2 separate regions of the Homo sapiens genome follow, and region 2 is linked to region 1. The links are chromatin loops, found by intact Hi-C in ENCODE. Cell type or tissue: PC-3. All regions are shown on one strand.

What was found. A loop is a pair of places that touch in the nucleus more often than their neighbours do. Peaks named below come from ENCODE experiments on the same cell type or tissue, not always from the same donor. Only the 100,000 strongest peaks of a DNase experiment are listed, where the experiment ranks them.
Region 2: it touches region 1 in a loop (4-fold over the local background); 11 of 110 quality-filtered maps call a loop at or near these places.

What each region holds. Positions count from the first base shown.
Region 1 is chr4:174,711,140-174,719,139 of GRCh38, reverse strand. GLRA3 (glycine receptor alpha 3) reads left to right here. Exons shown (of 10, transcript NM_006529.4): 5 at 3,570-3,652. Among named protein-coding and RNA genes, the nearest start is that of GLRA3, 110 kb to the left of the region's middle. In PC-3, a CTCF peak has its summit at 4,537 (motif pointing right); a DNase peak (open chromatin) is centred at 4,539.
Region 2 is chr4:174,628,153-174,636,152 of GRCh38, reverse strand. It overlaps LOC105377551 (a long non-coding RNA gene), which reads right to left. Exons shown (of 4, transcript XR_939494.3): 2 at 5,621-5,740; 3 at 4,288-4,377; 4 at 852-1,442. Among named protein-coding and RNA genes, the nearest start is that of HPGD, 110 kb to the right of the region's middle. In PC-3, a CTCF peak has its summit at 3,790 (motif pointing right); a DNase peak (open chromatin) is centred at 6,712; H3K27ac peaks cover 3,701 bases.

The DNA of each region.
Region 1 (8,000 bases):
TACAAAAAATTAGCCGGGCGAGGTGGCGGGCGCCTGTAGTCCCAGCTACTCGGGAGGCTGAGGCAGGAGAATGGGGTGAACCCCAGGGGGCGGAGCCTGCAGTGAGCCGAGATTGCGCCACTGCACTCCAGCCTGGGCGACAGCGAGACTCCGTCTCAAAAAAAAAAAAAAAAAAAAAAAGCACGAAATCTAGAACTAGAACCCCAGGGCTGCAAATTCAGCTGTAGCAATTTTTGCTGTGTAATGTCAGGTGAGTTACTTAACCTCTAAGTTTCCTCATCTCTAAAACAGGGTGATATCATTTACCTATTCTTGTAAATTTGTAGTACGGAGTAAATGAGTTAACATACACAAAGTGTTTAAAATACTGCCTACTGCACAGTAAACATTGTCTAATAGATGTGTTAGCTAATATGATATTACAGATAATATAGATTAAAACTGATTAAATTGCTAATTGAAGCCATTGTTTTTAAGACACCAAATAGAGAAATATTAGGATCTAATAAAAATACTCATTTATATACAAAGTCTATAATAGAGTCAGCAAACATTTTTTAATTCAACTAGTGGTTGAGATAGACACATGAAACAATGCTTGTACAAAAGTGGTCAATAATTGAATTTTAATGAGGTCAATTGTTTGTCACAAATTATTATCAGCTTTTTAAACATTACTGTTTCACTAAGTACTAATGTTAAAAGTCTTTCCCAAGACTTCTTAAAGGAAAAGAAGAAACGCCATATCCTGTTTATGTATCTTGTCTCAGAAAGAGAACTTAGTGTCTCTCTTACACAAGTAAACATTTATTTCCAAAACAGTAGAATGTGATTAATTGCCTCTTGATTTAATTTTCTTTTGATGTGGTCAAGACATGTCTTTAATTTATATGTAGTGTTTTGACAAAGAAATTCAGTATCAAACCCACCAAGTTGACACGTATTTTTCAGTATGCTGTGAAAGGAGCAATTGTATTGTACCTTAAACAAAAAGAAAGAAAAGTCGATGAATAGATTTTTTCAGGATATGATTTATGACCGAAGTCCTACAAACTGTGTTTTTCTTTGCCAAATAATTCCTTTCAAGTGCTATTTTTTTAGAATTATGTAATGTCTCTTTTTTTATGCCAGAAAAATAGCCAGGATATGAATTTGACATCACATGCATGGTGAGAGCATGGAAAAGATTCTGAGAATGCTATTTACTTCCAAACAAAAGGTCACAGAATTAATTCTGCAAGTCAACATTTGAAACTGGCTGTCTGAGAGCCTTGGATATTTGGAAAATTAATGTGTGTACATTCAAAATATATGTGTGCATACACTTCTAATAAGCCCTTTCACAAGGCAAAAAACATTGTGTCTACCTAATTTTAAAATTGCCTTTTTAAGAGAGAACTTTGTAAAATTACACAATCATACTTAACCTAGCTGAGCCAGGAGAAAAATTCCTTTTGAATGTTGAACTCCATGAATTATTCTAGTGTGTTATGGACTCTGACTCGAATGAATTACCAGATTATCCTCCTAAGACTCTTAAAATTCAGCAGCTTCACTGTCTCTCCATTTATGTGTCCCAAATTATGTTAATTGGACCTAACTCACCAAGCATACTCTCTGTAGACTATACATCATTCTAACTTTATGTCTATGGTCTACATAAAAATGTCAGCTTGACGAATGTGGTTATATTTAGTAGAGCTGCAGACTATTTTTTGTTAAAGCTTAAATAGTTCTTTTTTATTCCTTTCTTCTTTCTTTTTCCTTCCTTCCTTTCCTTCTTTCTTTCCTCCCTCCTTTCTTTGTTTCTTTGTTTCTTCTTTCTTTCCTTCTTTCTTTTTCTTTCTTTCTCTCTCTTTCTCTCTCTCTCTCTCCCTCCCTCCCTCCCTTCCTTCCTGCATGCCTTCCTTTCTTTTTTTTTTTTTTAAGAGACAAGATCTTGCTCTGTCACCCAGGCTATAGTTCAGCAGTGTGAGCCTAGCTCACTGCAGTCTCGACCTCCTGGGCTCAAGCCATACTCTCACCTCAGCTTCCTGAGTAGCCAGGATTACAGGTGCACAAGCCATACCTGGCTAATTTAAAATATATATATATATATATTTGTAGAGATAGAGTATTTTTATGTTGCCCAGGATGATCACAAACTACTGGGCTCAAGCGATCCTCTCTTCTTAGCCTCCCAAAGCGCTGGAATTACAGGCGTAAGACACCACGCCTGGCTAAATAGTTCTTAATATGTAATTTAATTTAGTCATCTTTGTGCCCACACTATAGAATTTGGCAGATGAGTAAATGAAGGAGTCTAGGAGTGGCTGAATATACTAATAATCACTAACAACCACTGTTTGTTGAGTGTTTGCTATGGCTTAAGCACTTGTCTAAGCACTTATGTGTGTTAACGCATGTACTGCTCATAGCAACTCTCTGGAGTAGGTACTATTGTTATCTTCATTTTAAAGATGAGAAAACTGCAATATAGGGGATTTGAAGTAATCTGCCTAGGGTCACGAAGTTTAAGTAAACTAATCCACCTAGGGTGCTCATGAAGACACTGAATTTCAATGGGAATATTCTCAGTGCAAGAGGCTTGCTAAAGAGTTCTCAGAAAAGAACTTCATTTGAATAAACTTGAGTGGATCTCACCATCTCTTCCTCAGGTGTAGGAACCAGAAAAACTACCCTGAAGAGATCTGGGTAGAATGCTTTTCCAGCAAAAAGTATTCAAAGGTGATGAATTTTCTGGAATGTCAACATACTAATTCTCTCTGGAAGTTGGAGGAGAGCCTTTCCAATGAGCGGAATACTGGTATACAGCATCTAGGTTATCCTTTGTGTGAAGCCAAATCAGAAGTTTGTTTGATGAGCATAGAATCAGATCATGAATATTCTAGAGGGCTATTTCCTGACCCTGATGATTCCCTTATCCCACACCGGGGAACATGAGGCCGAACTTTTCAAGTCCTCCAGATTCACTTTACTAAATACACTGCTGAATGTTCACTGACAACATCAGGGTCGTTAGAATGATGACTGAACGTTACATATGATTGCTCCTCTCCACCCTGCTTTTCCACGTTTAGAACTCTAATGCCTCTGGAATATAGCATGTGATTTGCAAGGAAAGATACCTTTTGACGTTTGGCATTAATTTTATAGGATCCACTCTTGAATTTCTCTTTTGAGGATGTCGTCTTGGAATACAGACATTTTCTAGACATCCACAGCCCTTTCTAATTGAATAAATAAACATATAGATATATAAATATGACGGGATGCTTATATTTAGGTTAGTGCAAAAGTAATTGCTGTTTTGCCAGCACTTTTAATGGCAAAACCCACGATTACTTTAGCACCAGCCTAAGATATGCAATTATCCAACCCCCAGCCCACCAAAGCCAGATTTGTATATAAGGGCATAGCTATTTTATAGTAAGTAGGATACATAAGCTGGAGAAATTTTTACTTAAATCTGAGTTAGTCACCAGCAAAGCAACATTGTTTCTCCTGTACAATAGAATATTAATATAATGTCATAAATTTCCTTTAAAAATAATTACTTTGACTTTCAGATTAACATTAACACTTTCCTGTCCAATGGATCTCAAGAATTTTCCCATGGATGTACAAACATGTATAATGCAACTGGAAAGCTGTAAGTATGAACCACTTACTTTTTAAAATACTTTTACATTATAGTAGATACAAGCTTTTAATGCCTAATATGGATAATTTATTTTGTAATCATTTTGGTCACATATTTACTGAATAGGCATGTAACCTTTCACCAGGTACTGAAAATAATGATACCTATCAACACATGCACTCCACACTATGAGAAAGAAACAAATTGAGGATCTAAAAATAACAGATTTTCAAAGCTTGATATTTAGATATGTGTTTCCATACACATCATCAGAAGTGAAAAGGATGGTAATCATTAAAAACAAACTATCACTTATTTATTGGGAGCCTCTTCTCAACGAAGTGTCTATATATATTTTTTCTTATACTGACAACAAAGATATTGTTATCCCTACGTTTTCAAATGTGAAAGTGGTCATGTTGAATGGTTGAGTATTCGGCTCCAACTCACAAAGGTGACAGTGACAAACTGCCTCCAAACCTATGCTGCTTCAGATAAGCAATGTTTATTATTTTAATATCACTCTGCTGGGTATGTTATGTATGTTAGCTCAGAAGAAAAAATGTCTCACACTTTCTCACAGATTTATTCAAGCTTTCAGGTATTCCTCTACATTTCTTCTTTCAAAGTAGACCCATATGCCTCACTGATCAACGTTAACACAGATGAACATTTCACATCCTACCCTTTCTCTGATCTATATAATTAGTCCTAAATTAATTGTTTACAGTGTTTAATCTCATATAAAAATTAAGCAATATGCAATATTTTACCTTATGACAGTATGTTATCCGAGGGGGAATAAAAGGACTGTTTGACACATTCCTTGAGGAAAATTTGAAGGCCGAGCCTCAGACTCCAGGTGTCAAAGACAAGGCTTGTAGTGTGATGGAGCTGTCACTAGATGGCAGACCAACTTTGTGGGGCAACGTGACTATACCCCTCCCTCTCCTGTTTGGTTTTTCTTAAGAAGTGGAAATATCAATTTCTCTGATAACTCCTCCTTGGAAAATTTAAATTGATTACTTTTATAAGTAGTTCTTAAATAATTAGCATACATATGGATAAAGTACTAACGTAAATGAGAGGAAATAAAATAAATTAAAATTTGGGGGGCTACTTAGCAATCAATCTACATGGGGAGAAGCAGCAGACCTGATTTTGAAATTGAAGAAGGGCAATTTGAGGACAGGCTGATTGTATATCTTGGTTGAAAAATTAAGTACATTTAGGGCAAAGAGTTTAAAATGTGCGGGACCCTCTAAGTGGCACCCTAAAATGGTTCAACATATAAGGGGCAAGAAAATTGTTTGGTCCTTGCTGTACCTCTTAAAGATTATTTTAGTTAAATGAACCAAGATTGTTTAAGAAGTTTTCATAATTTTCCAGAAAAAGAACAGAAAGTAGGACAAAGAGCAATTATGTGGAAGGTAGAAACAGGAGAGGCTGATTCGCAGTGGTTGTGAAGTCACTGAATGCCTGTGTGTCAGAGAGAAATAGCTTAGATAAACGGATCAGATTAGAAGCATTGATGAAGAAAGGGAACAGGGGATGAGAAGCAAATGTTGATGGGACAATTGATAAAATCCATCTTAATATGTTTGAGGTCTGGGAAATTTAGGTCTAAAGCCAAAGAGGGAGTGAAAAGTGAAGATCAACTATTAAAAGCCATATACAGAGTGGTTCAAGAATCAGATGAAATAGCTGAAGAGGCGAATGTAGAGAGGAAATAAAACACAAACAAGAACAGACGCTTAAGAAATGCCTACATTTAGAAGTTGTTGGAAAAAATTCCAGACAAAGGCAAAGATGGCAAATTAAAATCAACACGATTCAACCTCGAAAGAGAAAGGACTGTGAAGGAGTTCTGTGTAACAAAATCAAATGCTGCAAAGAAAGTTTTGTAAGGTACTTGAAAAAAGCAATTGTTATTGTTAACGAAGACAAATGTGATTAGAATAATGATGGTCAAAGCTGGAATCTAAAAAGGTTTTTTGTTTTTAGGTGAGTGATGAGGAAGTGGGAGCAGCAAGTGAAATCGTTTATTCCAAGAATGTTAGTTATTAAAGAAAGATGAGAAAAAGTACAGTGCCTGAGGGTTGGTTAGATCACTGGGCTTATGTTTTGAATAAGGAAAGCTTACTGGGGCTATTTTGCAGGACACAAAAGCTGACATAGTAAGACCTCCCATGTGTCTGCCTTTCTCAGAACATTTCTCAACATGAGAAAAGAGAGCCTCTTTTCTTTCCCCTTTGTTTCTTAATTCCTCTATAAGAAATATGAGTGGATTGTTCAAGGGGTTCTTTAATATTTCAGTCATTAAGCACTTCCTGCTCTCTTATTAGGAATTAATTTTAATTTAGCTAACCATAGAGACTTTGTTTATTAAACCTCTGTGGCAGATGCTAATGTCAGTCAAAGTAGAAGCTTCTGAAGTCAAGTTCTTCAAGGCGTTTTTTTCTTAAAACTTTTTTAGGACAATTACATATACATACACACACTCACATGTAATATACTATATAATATATACATATATTAAGAAATGCCTACATTTCTGTGTATATATACATATGTGTGTATATATATGCATATATGTGTGTGTATATATATACTCATACATACAAATCTACATATATATGTGTGTATATATGCATGTTTTAAGAACAATTTGTATCTATTTTTTTCTTTTCTCCTTAAATAGTGGTTTAAAATGACAAGATAAAAGATTGTAAATCGGTGGAACCCACTGGAAAGTAGGCAAAAAGAGTTTAACCTACTGGAAAGCAAGAGCTGTCAGAATCCCAGGGTCCACTTTTGAATGAAATCTGACTGCAGAAAGGAAGAAAAGAAAATGTTCAATAATATTAAGACGTGGGAAGTAGGCAAAAAGGAAACATAATTTAAAAGCAAACACTTTAATGGCTTGCAATGGTACAACTTCCTTAAATTCAGTAAAAGTTCAATAAATATATGTCAATGGTCAAAACTGTTCCAAGTGGCCTGAGAAATATTCTTTCATTTAGGCATCAATTGAAAAATATTTATCAAATACCTAATATATTCCACATATTATGTTGGGTGGTATAACAATAAATAAAGCAAAAAAGTCTCTGTTTCAAGAATTTCAGAGGCTACCTGAAATATAATGATAAAAATTATATTTATGCCAATATAATAATTCAATTAAAGATGATAAGCAAATCTTAATGGTATACTGTTAAAACAAAGGAGAAAGTGAATAAGAGAAGAACAAAATTAACAATGAATAACTAACTTAGAAAAGACTACTTTGTCTAAACTATCAATGATCCTATGCCCTCAAAAGTGTACATTTATGACTTATAATTGAAACCATGGATGATACAAAATTCCTAGTTAGAGGAAAAGAAATTATTGGGGAAGAGGCTTATGCAAGGAAAATCCAGGGTAAGAGAAGACTTGCATTAGAAATTGATGAGAAAAAAAAAGTATGAGTTAAGGATAATATCAAAGAATAAAAATAGAATAAAAGGGTTAAATTCATGTAGAAAAAAAGAGATTCTCAAACTAGATGTTAACAAATATTAAGACCCAACAATATGTTGACAACTAGACACTTTCTAAGAATACCACACAAAAAAATTTGGTAAAGAAAAATGAAAAAATGTATATCTGAGAAATGTACCTTGAAAAAGTCCAGAATAATTTTAACCAGAAAAAAATTAATGGCAGAAAAAAATTATGAGGCACAAACACTTGAGTGGCATGCTGGTAAAAAATCAATATGCCGTGGCTCACGCCTTTAATCCCAGCATTTTAGGAGGCTGAGGCAGGTGGATCACTTGAGGTCAGGTGTTTGAGACCAGCCTAGCCAATATAGTGAAACCCCATCTCTACTAAAAATACAAAAATTAGCCAGGCGTGGTGGCACTTGCCTGTAGTCCCAGCTGCTCGGGTGGCTGAGGCTGGAGAATCGCTTGAACCCGGGAGGTGGGGGTTGCAGTGAGCCAAGATGGTGCCACTGCACTCAGCATGGGCGACAGAGTGAGACTCTCTCTAAAAAAAAAAAAAATATATATATATATATAATTAGGAAAATCTAAGTATGTAACCATATAACTTCTAAATATAATAAGCAAAAGCAGGATGAACTGCATAAAAAACAGATAAATCAACAATTTACTGGATTGTACAAGCACAGTATATTTGAACAAAACAAATCATAGAGAGAGAGAATTTTTATTCTTTGTTAAATTTTGTTTTCAGCATATGGAAACATTTATTTATGTTATACACCACCAAGGAAGTTTCAGTAACCTCTTATGAATCAACATGTTATAAAATGTGATTTCTAACTAAAATGCAATAAAATTAGAAA
Region 2 (8,000 bases), 83 kb after region 1:
AGAAAATATTACTATTTGGTGTGTGATAATTAGTCTATCATTTTTAAAGTACCTATAATTTATATGTAATAGTGTTTGACACTTTTATATATTGACTGGCACAAAGTTCAGGAAAAAAACTTAGATTGAAAATTCCTTGCTAAATCAGCATGATGATTTTCTTCAGTAAGCTGGCCTTCACTAATTGCTTATGTGGTTCATATCATGACATCAGCAAAAACTCTGTACTGAAATACTGCCATAGAATCAGTCCAGGTCATCTGTAAGTACAAGTGTTAGCGATATCTATAGGTAATGGATCCCTAAACAAAATGTATAGGAATAAATGTAATGTGACCACACTAAGAATGGAAAGAAGCTTATTGGTAAACTGTGATTAATTAAGTCAATTTATACTACTATGGTTTAAAATACTTTCATTACTCTCATGATATTCATCATTTTCCATATCACTACATTGGTTATTTTTCTTTACATAGTTTATTTCAATATACTCTTGCTGACAGTTGCTTTCTGCCTTGATAAACTGATTTTCTAAATATATTCCTTCTTTGTAATTTTGTGTAATTTGCATTTTTAAATACGCATTCATTGGAATCCTAAATTGAATTAGACCATATTTACTGAACTATACTATAAATATTTAGTTTGTTTTTATGTTTCTTTATATTTGTATATTTGACCCCATGTGTTGTCTTATCAGGTTATCTCTGTTGATGCTCTTTATCCAACATTGTACTGCTCTGACAGTATTTAAAAATTCACTTGGGCAAACTGTTAACTGGAAGCTGGGTTGTGAACAGAAGCTGGCACTGTGAAAGAAAAGCAGAGCTGGACATAAGTTAAAGCAGTGAAGGCAAATTTTATTCAGGAACTATTGCACTGGGGACAGAGAGACCTCAGTATAGAACGGGGCTGCATTCTGAATACCAGGATAAGTGGGGATTTTGGATAAGTGATGGTCAGTGGGTGGAAAATTACTAGAGAGGAAACCTCGAAGGGATTCTGGCTAAACTGACTTAGCAAAATTCTTGCTGAATGCAGCCAGGGTGATAAGATACTGAATGTGGGGGGGATAAGAAATTTGATTAGATATCAAAGATAAGGGATTTTCGTTAAACTGAACCAGCAGAATTCTTGCCTAATTGAACTAACTAGGCCAAGAACAGAACCCAAGTTGGGGCCTAATCAAAAAGGGATCTCAGAGGAGTATGACCAGAGCGTGGTCCAGGAGAGAATCCTATCATCATCTATAGCCCATTCTGTGACATGAGGAATGAATTGTCTGAACACTTGTTCTTCAAACAATGAAGGAATACTAGTTAAAATGCATGTGACATTCACTCACAGTTCTGTAACCTAATGGCTCTTGATCTTCCAAACTGGTCTCTGTTCTTAAGCCGTTACAAAATCTCTATTTTGATGTCAGGTTCCTTTTCTTTCTGGGGGAAAAAAATAACTCTTCTAAATGATCTGTTACAGAAATAAGTATGTTTATAGAGTCTTATTTAAATGACTTCTCCCTCCCCAAAAAGCAAATTCCTACAGATTGACCTTGTTTGAAATACTTATTCTGTGGAAGATCAAGCTTACAGGTATAACATTGAATTTCCTAAGTGGCTAATCAAAGAAAATTGGAATGAAATATAAATCAAAAACAATAAATTTATTAAAATTGCCAAATTATTTGACAGATAATAGAAAATCCAAAAGCACAAATTTATTTTTAATTGCCAGAAAGTTAAAGAAGATTGATAATAAATTATTAGATCCTTTCTAAGAAACACTGCTTTACTCTATCACATTTTATTTGATAAATACCAGAATTGAAGCTGGGTGCTTCCTTTGTTCTCCTCTTTATCATCAGCAAATTTTTTGAGTCGCCACATTATTAGGCCATGAAAACTTCAATGGGTAACAAACAGAAAAGCTTCCTCCACTTTCAGGAGCAAAGCAAAACAGGAAATAATCTGCAGGAACCGTGTGTCATAGACAAGAGTTTTCTTTTATTTTCACTTTAGGTTAGTAATTCTCCTGGGTAATCAATAATCTCTAAGCAAGAATCAGTCTTTTCTAAAGTGATGGAACTTATATTGATGCATTGCATATAGTGGATTGAAATATCCTTCCAACTTAGGTGATTAATTTGTGTTTTTTCCTTCTTGAATGAAAAAGAATATGAGAAACAAATGAACATGTTATGTTATTTGCAATTTACTTTAAATCAAATATATTAGAATCCATTTACTGTTGCGAATTGGTTATATTTGAAATATCTTTTTATATTATCTGTGAACATTAATGAAAATGCTGGGGTAAATGAAAAAAGATGAAATTTCAAGTCACCAAATATACAACTAGGGAAATTATGTTCATATGCCTTATTCACCTAATGGATAATATAATTTCATTTCTGAAAAGAAACTTTAAAAAGTAATATTAATGTGCTAGTATAAGTCATGAGTTGCTTAATGACAGGAATATGTTCTAAGAAATGTGTCATTAGATGATTTGTCATTGTGTAAACACCATAGGGTGTATTTCTATATACCTACATGGGATAGACCACTACATCTAGGCTAGAGTATATGGGATAGTCTGTTGCTTCTAGGCTACAAACCTGTACAGCATGTTACTATACTGAATAGTGCAGACAACTGTAATACGATGGTAAGTATTTGTGTTTCTAAACATATGTAAGCATAGAAAAGGTACAATAAAAATATAGAATAAAAGGTAAAATGCAGTACACCTATATAGGGCATTTAACTTGAAAGGAGCCTGCAGACTGGAAGTTGCCCTGAGTAAGTGGTGAGTGAGTATGAAGTCCTAGGATATTATTACACTACTGTTGACCTTTTTTTTTTTTTTTTTTTTTTTGAGATGGAGTCTCGCTTTGTAGCCCAGGCTAGAGTACAGTGGCGTGATCTCAGATCACTGCAACCTCTGCCTCCCGGGTTCAAGCAATTCTCCTTGCCTCAGCCTCCTGAGTACCTGAGATTACAGGCGCCCACGACCATGCCCAGCTAACTTTTGTATTTTTTAGTAGAGATGGGATTTCACCACATTGGGCAGGCTGGTCTTGAACTCCTGACCTCAGGTGATCCATCTGCTTTGGCCTCCTAACATGCTAGGATTACAGGCATGAGCCACCATGCCCAGCCACACTACTGTAGAGTTTTTAAAGGCTGTACACTTAGGCTACAGTAAGTTTAATTTTTGAAATTTCTTTAATAATAATTAACCTTAGCTTCATAAATTTTTTACTTAATTTTTTACCTTTTAATATGTGTTATATATTGTATTCTTAAGCAACAAAATATAGCAAGTTCACCTGCTGTTATAAGCATGGTAAATCCCTAAGTGATCAAAATGTTTGATGCTTATCACTCAGAAATACAGTTAAAGAGTATAAAAGGTATTTAATGTGCAGTTATCTATTTTAATGTCATTATTTTGTCCTCTACTTCCTAAGTGAGGTGACCTGAACCACTTTGGTGTCTTTACTGATCATTATAACTACTAACCAAGTATATACTGAAAGGTTTTTACTAAATAAGAATATAATTACAGACAGCAACATACTATGTGCTGCATACTTTTAGTTTCAAAAACTCCCCTGAATTATTTAAAGAACAAGTATACATATCCAAAATTGTAATTTTTAAATTTCCTATAAATTTTAGATCATATTCAGTAGGTATCTAAGGTTGTTACATTTTTCAAAGATTATACATTCTTGTATCTTATAAATGCAGCTAGAACATAAGCCACTCTATGCCTAAACCACAAGAGGGCTCCCTCTCATTGGTTTCGGAATTGTAGATGTCATTCAAAAAAAACCATGAGGCTAATTTCATTAATGATTGGGGGCAAGATTTTGGCATAAAAGGGTGTTTTAAATCTTTTTAATACAACAAGTCAATATAAACCTTATACTTTAACAGCTTCATTAAACAGTTTTGTGGCAGAACTTTCTCAAAACCCTTATTTACAAGCAATGAAATGGAGCCTAAGGATATAAGGCAATTTTGTTCGAGGCTACTGATGCTAGTCACTGTTGAAGCCAGAACTATACTCTCCATCAGTCTCTGTTCTTGATCTTCAAATTGTAGTAAGAGGGTTTAGCAACTGTGAGATAAATGCTAATATCTTCCTGTGGAGACAATTTTACTATAAAGTTTGAAAGAAATACATACTAAAAATGTAAAATTAGAATGAGTATAAAATCTGAAACAGAAACAGAAAAAAAATTCAGTGTTACAGAAGAGAATATGCCATAGATACCTGTTTTGTCTTCCAATTACTTTCCAATTTCACTAAGGCTTCTTGGTGGAAATGTTTAACCATCGCTGGAAACCATGCTGCTCTCTTGAGCTAATTTAAGAAATAGAAAGACAGGGTACTGATGAGTATGTATATTAATTTCGAAGTCAAGAAAGCATGTGCAAGGGTCTCATTAGCATTTAGATCCCTAACATGAAGTTCCTGTTCCACTTCTCTGTGCTTCATTTGAAGTCAATGTACTCTTCCACACAGTTGACTGAATGCCAAAATGTTGGATATGCTAAATGTAGACACAACTTTACATGCAAAAAGAAGATGAAGAGACAAAGAGAATTCTCGCTTAGTTCTCCATTATTATAGCATATAAGAAACCTCTACCTTAAAATACTAAAACAACTGGTTTATTTGATTGAGTTAACCAGCCATTAATAGTATAAAGATTTAGCACCATGGTATCACATATATAAGAGATAGAATCTATGGAATATCAAAATATGTTGTCAAGATGGCCACGTTTTAGTTACAATTATATGTCATGTTCTTTGCCTTATTTCAACGTGTGACTTAAAATCTATACCTTCAAAGTAACAATAGTGTCTTAATTGCAATGTTTAAACCACAAAGCAAATATTTGTTAATTTAGGTGTGTTCTTTGACTGTTACTTTCTGGCTTTCAACATATGGCTAAATTTCATTCTTAATATCAATTTCTACTTAATAGTGAAAATATAAATATTTCAATTAGACATTAAAAACTTTTATCTCATGCATGAAACTAATTTTGAAAAGCATTTGGATAAGATTCCTTGATTCATCTCTCCTTTATGTCTTTCTGAAGAAAAATAAAATATACTGTAAATCAACATCTTAGGCACATGGTAAAATTATAATTTAGGAATACAAAATATAAATAATATGACCCTCCAATTTCAGAATAATCTAAAAACATAGGAATTGGCATCCCTAAAAACCATGCTAATCTTCTAGAATTGTAATACAGAAAAGCACATTTTGGAAAAAGAAAGGGAACATGAAATTATTTGAACTAGGCTAACCTTTAAAAGTTAATTTGGCCAGCACAGTGGCTCACGCCTGTAATCTTAACACTTAGAAAGGCTGAGGCAGGCGGATGGAGTGAGCCCTGGAGTTCAAGAGCACCTTGGGCAACATGGCAAAACCCCGTCTCTAATTAAATAAATATAATACATAAATAAATACGTAACAATTTTTAAAAAGTTAATTTGGGTGCCTCTTTGTTCTTCATTATTCTCCTTTGTTTTTTCCTAAGTACATGTTTATTGTTTAATAAATTTATGATATTTTTATTGCTTACTGGAGGTTTGGTATAAAGGTTGAAGCCATGAGTTTACTTTCAATTTCTGTGTATTCATTAATAATAAAATTTACTTAAAATGTTGCAGCTTATAAACTTTTTGGCAGTCATTTTCAAAACCTGAAAAACAAACACATAAATCAAATGATAGTCATGGTTGAAACAATCAGAAGGGTTTTCAATGAATAAAATAATTTTTGTGTCACTCTTTCTGACAAGTTAGAAACTATTGCAATAGACCAGGCACAGTGACTCACACCTGTAATCCCAGCACTTTGAGAGGCAGAAGCGGGTGGACCACTTGAGGTCAGAAGCTCAAGACCAGCCTGGCCAACATGGTGAAACCTTGTCTCTACAAAAAATACAAAAATTAGCTGGGTGTGGTGGCACAGTCCTGTAGTCCCAGCTACTTGGGAGCCTGAGGCACAAGAATCACTTGAACCCTTGAACCCAGGAGGCGGAGGTTGCAGTGAGCCAAGATTGCACCACCACACTCCAGCCTGGGAGATGAAGTGAGACTCTGTCTCAAAAAAATAAATAAATAAAAACAAACTCTTACAATAAAGTCAACAAGTCAGAAGTTTAATTGAAATATTTCAAGATAAATATATTGTCTTTGCTTCTTCCAAATTTATGCTTGCCCTAGGTCATCACAGGTTTTAAAATTTAGGAGATTAATTAGGTTCAAGGTCCCTGCTCAGTATGTTCAGTAGAGCCAGAGGGACACCTGTGAGGGGAAGAACAATACCACATTAAATTACACAATCGGGGCATTGAAAAGCATTCTAAACCTTGGGGGTGGATTCATAGTAGTCCAGTTACCTAGAAGTCATGTTAGTTTTCTATAGTCATCTCTAGTGAGGAATAAACAAAAACAAAAACAAAAAACAGAGTGCTTGAGGCCAAAATGGTATGCATTTTCCTTTCTTAGAAATGCTGGAAGTCATAGCCTCTCGCCTAGTATTAACCTGATTTAGTCACCGAGACCTTTACCCAGTCATAGTGAATGTGACTCCATGCTTGAAACCATGAGTAAGCTGTTCCTCATACAACAAGATGGATAGTTTTTACAGTCTTTCCATTAATGGGGTGAGTTAAAGTTTAGTAATGAGGATCAAGATCAACAGAAGACTTACACACATTCTAATTCATGTCTCTAATACCACATGACTGTAATTGCTGTATATACATGCCACCACTAAAACTGCAATCCCTAGAGTAAGGACCATTTATTATTTATTTTTGAAACCTCAAGCACTTGTCTAGTAAGTAATCAGTAGTATGTGGTCGTCTAATAAATGAATCAATGAAATATAGCCAGTTATCAAATGTTGGTTATAGTGGAAATTGAGACATACAATGGATTGTCAGGGTGACTGTAGCCTAGATTATTTAATCATTTTCTTAAGAAAATTAAATATAACTATTCTGACTGGATATAAGTATCAATTCTATTTATGGCTTATTTGTCTTGTGCCTGTGTCCTTCCACATTACAGGGAGTTATATTACCTTTCAAAACAGATACAATAATGCATTGCAGTGCACCACACCTCTCACATTGAGAATTTATGGACTTACACATGCCTTGAAGTCGGAAAGTTGAGAGTAAAAAAGAATCTGAATGACAATATAACCACAATTTTTTTATAGTACATTTCATGTGGTTAAAAAGATTATTTAAAAATACAAAATGGTCTTTTATTTGTCCCAGAAAGTGTTATTATTACAAGGCAAATTTTTACTCTGATCTCTAATACGTTAATCACATGTTCCCAAAATTATCACCACTCAAATTTGCAATTATCCAGATGATTTATTATGATTTAGTCTAAATATTATTATCAATCCAGATGATGTATTATGATTTAGTCTAAATATTATTGTCATGACAATTGCTGAGTTTGTTTTACTGTTTGGTGTTCCCCCAAATTCCCTCCAACTCTATCACGCCAGATTTTTTAACCTGGCGAAGCCATTTCGAATCAATGTGATCCTCTGATTTTTTGCTCTCTCACTCCAAAGAAAACCAGAAGAATTTTCTCCAAGCAATTCTGCCTAGTTTTTTTGTGAGGCTCGGATGTATTTATAAACATAACAGGAATGGAAGCTGCCAGCAGCACTGTGCTAAATGGGCTCAGCATACACGCCAACCATGGGGACGTGTAAAAAGCAAGTCAGTGAAAGATTTACTAACATTTGCAATGTGTTTCCTTGGTAACGAGTTCACACTTCAGGGGATAACTTTGAAAGCCACCTGAAACATTTTGAACATTTTAATCCTTTTACACCAATGAATTACAATAGAATATGTGCAACTTTGAATTTTAACAATCATTGTCCCAGTGGGGCTAGTGGGTAAATATCAAAAACATCTGCGG